2 separate regions of the Homo sapiens genome follow, and region 1 is linked to region 2. A link is a loop called in an ENCODE intact Hi-C map of the cell type or tissue named here. Cell type or tissue: ascending aorta. All regions are shown on one strand. Region 1 overlaps UBQLN1 (ubiquilin 1). Region 2 overlaps KIF27 (kinesin family member 27).

The links. Hi-C counts contacts between places; a loop is a spot of excess contacts. Peaks named below come from ENCODE experiments on the same cell type or tissue, not always from the same donor. Only the 100,000 strongest peaks of a DNase experiment are listed, where the experiment ranks them.
Region 1: it touches region 2 in a loop (6-fold over the local background); 22 of 110 quality-filtered maps call a loop at or near these places.

Annotation. Positions count from the first base shown.
Region 1 is chr9:83,701,283-83,703,782 of GRCh38, forward strand. All of the region lies in intron 1 of UBQLN1 (ubiquilin 1), which reads right to left. Among named protein-coding and RNA genes, the nearest start is that of UBQLN1-AS1, 5.3 kb to the right of the region's middle. In ascending aorta, no CTCF peak of the experiment used is centred here; no DNase peak of the experiment used is centred here; H3K27ac peaks cover 1,209 bases.
Region 2 is chr9:83,910,999-83,913,498 of GRCh38, forward strand. All of the region lies in intron 2 of KIF27 (kinesin family member 27), which reads right to left. Among named protein-coding and RNA genes, the nearest start is that of KIF27, 9.2 kb to the right of the region's middle. In ascending aorta, a CTCF peak has its summit at 1,391 (motif pointing left); no DNase peak of the experiment used is centred here.

The DNA of each region.
Region 1 (2,500 bases), 210 kb before region 2:
CATTATTTTAAATTTTTGGAAATCACTTTAGTCTTGTAATAGAAGACAGCTGGATTTTCACATCTGTTGTCATATCCCACACCTTAAAGACTCTAGCCAAGTGCACTGCCCAGTTTTGAGAAAATTAGACTGAAAAATAAAAATAACATCTCAGAATTACTATGAAAATAGTTTCATCTCATGGTACCCTTAACAGGGTATGGGGACTCCCCAAACCACAGTGAGAACTACTGCTCAGATAACAAAAAGCAAATTTGTCTAGCAGGCTGTCCAGTTTTCCTCAGAGTGCCCCCAGCAAAAATAATAATGAAAATAAAAAGCAAAATAATCACAGTAAGATACCATTTCACAGCCAGTAAGATGGCTATAATCACAAAGACAGTAATAAGTATTACCGAGAATGTGGTTATCGGAATCCTCATGCATTGCTAGTGGAAATGTAAAATGGTACAGACACCTTAGAAAATAATTTGGCAGCTCCTCATAAAGCTCAACATAGAGCTTTGACCCAGCAATTTCCACTCCAAGATCTACACCCAAGAAAAATGAAAACGTTATGTCCCCACAAAAACTTATACATGAGTGTTCAGAGGCATTAGTCACAATAGCCAGAAAGTAGAAACAACCCAATGTCCACCACGTGATAGAAAAATAAAATGTGGAATGCTGTTGGCAACACAATGGAATGTTATTCGGCAATAAAAAGGAAGTAAGTACCGGCACATGCTTCAACAGGGATGAACCTTGAAAACACTATGCTAAGTGAAAGCCAATCACAAAAGACCACATGATTCCACTTACAACAAACGCCCAGAACAAGCAAATCTATAGACAAAAAATAGATCAGTAGTTGCCTAAGGCTGGGGGGCCCAGGGAGAAACGAAGGGCAACTGCTAAAGGGTACAGCGTTTCTTTTTGAGGGTTCTAAACGTTCTAAAATTGACTACACGACCCTGTGAATGTATTACATCAATTACAGACTTTAAAATGGTGAACTGTATGGTAGGCAAATTACACTTCAATTACGCTCTTTCTTAAAAAAAGCTAAGCAATCTCTGTTAATCAGAATCATTAAATAACGAGTTTTTCAGCTGTCCAGTATTAGAACAAAGCAAATAAGAAAACAATGATCTCACAGACATTTTTTTTCTCAGATATCTTGCTATACTGATTCAATCCAACCTTCTGGATAAGATGTTGTCCAGCAGAAATATATATAAGCCACAAGTAATTTAAAAATTTTAAGCAGCCATACTGAAAAAAAAGTTTTTAATAAAAGGTCAAATTAATTTTGATATTTTACTTAACTCACGATCTGCAAAATACTATTTCAATACATAATATATCAAAAGTATTAAGATATTTATTTTGTTCATACCAAATTTTCAAAATCTGGTATAAATTTTACACTTAACACATCTCACTTTTTAAGTACTTAACCACATGTGGGTGATGGTATCAAAGTGGACAGTATAGTTCTAGATCCACACTATACAGTATAACGTTAAATCATGTGTGTGATGATGACCCTAAGGCAAGTTGCCTTATCAAAGAAAGGCTCAATTTGACTCAATACGTTTAAATTATGTCTAAGTATATTAATATTTTCCCAGAAGTTTGCACTGACAGAAGGCACTTTCTAAAACCAGAGTATATACTGCCTGAACATTTCAAGTAAATGTACTTCAAAATTTTACACATAACCTAACAGTCTATGAAATCCCAGAATAAGCTAATTAGAAGTTACACAGAAACTCCCCTCCATTATCTGCACTAATGTCTCACATATATAACTCTCCATTCTTCTAGATGTTATCTTGCTCGTGGATACTTGGAAATCCTCAAAGCTCTTTTCAATAGCTGATGATGAACAATTAACCAAAAAAAAAAAATCTCATACACAGGGACTTTGTGCCACTACACATTTATGCTTTTGTATCTATTTACTTACATACAGGTTGAGCATCCCCAATCCAAAAATATGAAATCTGAAATGCTCCAAAATCTGAAATTTTTTAACACCATGACATCACATGTGGAAAAATCCCATATGTAACACCTTTGCTTTCTGATGGTTCAATGTATACAGTTTGTTTCACTCGCAAAATTATTTAAAATATTGTATAAAATTACCTTTAGGCTCTGTGCATAAAATGTACATGAAATATAACTGAATTTCATGTTTATATTTAGGTGCCATCCCCAAGATATCTCATTATGTATATACAAATATTCCAAAATCCAAAAAAAAAGAAAATCCAAAGTCCCAAACACTTCTGGTCCCAAGCATTTCCCATAAGGGATACTCAAAACCTGTATTACAAAAATCTCTATTAATGACAGCACCTTGGAATGTACACAGTGCAGTTTATATTCTCACTACCTATTCTAGCAACCTGTAAGTAAAAATTTATGTTACTCAGTTGATTCTGAGTGCTCCGTGAATAATAAATTTCACTCTAAATTGGAAAAAAGCTTAAGCTTTATTAGTAACCTTGAA
Region 2 (2,500 bases):
CATAACATGCTAAGAGAGAGAAGCTAGACACAGAAGGAAAAATACTGTATGATTCCACTTCTTTTTTTCTTTTCTTTTTCTTTTTTGAGACAGGGTCTCACTGTGTCACCCAGGCTGGAGTGCAGTGGCACAATCATGGCTCACTACAGCCTTGACCTCCCGGGCTCAGGCGATCCTCCCACCTCAGCCTCTGAAGTAGCTGGGACTACAGGCATGTGCCACCACATCAAGCTAATTTTTTTGTTGCTTTTGTAGAGACAAGCTCTCACTATGTTGCCCAGGAGTGCAGTGGTGCCATCTTGGCTCACTGCAACCTCCACCTCCTGGGTTCAAGCGATTCTCCTGCCTCAGCCTCCTGAGTAGCTGGCACTACAGGCGCCCACCACCACACATGGCTAATTTTTGTATTTTTAGTAGAGATGGGGTTTCACCATGTTGGCTAGGATGATCTCGATTTTCTGACCTCATGATCCACCCGCCTCGACCTCCCAAAGTGCTGAGCTTACAGGCGTGAGCCACCACACCCGGCCCACTTTTATGTGTTTGGTTTTGTTTTGTTCTCTGAGACAGAGTCTTGCTCTGTTGCCCACACTGGAGTGCAGTGGCACGATCTCAGCTCACTGCAGCCTCTGCCTCCCAGGTTCAAGTGATTCTCCCGCCTCAGCCTCCAGTAGCTGGGATTACAGGCGCACACCACCACGTCTGACTGGTTTTTTTGTATTTATAGTAGAGATGGGGTTTCACCATGTTGCCCAGGCTGATCTCAAACTCCTGAGCTCAGGTGATCCTCCCAAAGTACTGGGATTACAGAAGTGAGCCACCACGCCTGGCCTCCACTTACATGAAATACCTAGAATAGGCAAACTAAAAGAGACAGAAAGTAAATCAGGGATTATCAGAGAATGCGGGGAGAGCTATTGCTTAATGGGTACATAGCTTCTGTTTCGGTGATGAAAACTTTGGAAATACTGGTTATTATTGCATTAACAATTAGTATATTTGATGCTGCAGAACTCTACACTTGAAAGTAGTTAAAATGGTAAGTTTGGTGATCTTTATATGTACTTTATTACAATTGTAAAAATAGTAAAAAAAAAGTGTATGAGATAAATTTAAAATAAGTGGAGGGAAAAGCTGAGACTTTAAAAGTTTCTGTAGGCTAATTTAGAAAACTGCCCATCATTTTTAGCATTGTTCCATGGAAAATGTATTCCAAGCAACAAAGAGTTGACTTACAAATGAAACTTAAAAACAACTTGCTTCCAAGTTGAAGATTACCAAAGTTCTGGTTTTTGGCAACAATCGTTCTGAAAATCCGAGTTTCCATCAACTTTGATGGCTGCCTTTCCCCTAATTTAAGAGGCAAGACTGCCATCATGTGGCAAGTAAAGTTAAGTTGTGGGTTTTCTTCTAATACAGTACAAAGGAAGATTCCCTTTTAAGAGCTTATAGGAACTAGCCTGTAGGAAATATCTAAACCTTTCAAACTCTAGTATAGATAAGCAATCTTGATTATCCAGAATAAATAATTGACCAGAAATAGTTCAGTTATTCCCCACATCTATAGATAACAAAGCACAATTTAAAAGACGTATCAAAAAGCTTAATTTCAAATATTTATAATAAAGCTCCAATATGTATTTTGATAATTTAAATATAAAATTTGCAATGTTAGTCTTATATTCCTGAAATAAACCATTTCCAAAAGAAAACCTGCAAAGTTTTATACCTCAACAACTCTCATTTAGCTATTATATGGTATTTAAAGAGTACACAAAAGTTTTTGGAAAAGGCTATACCTTGTAAAGGTAATTCCAACGTTCTGAAAAGCAGGAAAATGAATATTAGCTAAATAAGCATCATATTTAAAAATAAAGCCAGGCGTGGTGGTTCACACCTGTAATCCCAGCACTTTGGGAGACTGAGGCAGGGCGGATCACTTGATCTCAGGTGTTCAAGACCAGCCTGGACAACATGGCAAAACCCTGTCTCTGCAAAAAATTAAAAAAAAAAAAAATTAGTCGGGAGTGGTGATATGTCCCTGTAGTCCCAGATACTTAGGAGGCCAAGGTGGAAGAATCTCGTAAGCCCAGAAGGTTGAGGCTGCAGTGAGCTGTGATTGTGCCACTGCACTCCAGCCAGGGTGACAGACCAAGGCCCTATCTGAAAGCAAAATCAAAAACAAAAAACAAAGTGAGACTGTCTCTACAAAAAGGTTTTTAAAATAAAGTAAAATACATTTTAAAATAAGAGAGTTTCATTCTGCCCTAGTGCCCAGCACGGTAACCTAGACACTGCAGATGCTCAATAAATATTCACTGGAGGGGTAAAAAGAAAACATTATTTGCATGGTCTATAACCAAAAAGCTGACCCAGAATTGGTGTCCTATAGAGACATTCTGGGAAACATAAAATGCTCACTAAAACATCAAAAAATAAATCCAACTTTTTTTTTTTTGAGACAGAGTTTGGTCTGTTGCCCAGGCTGGAATGCAGTGGC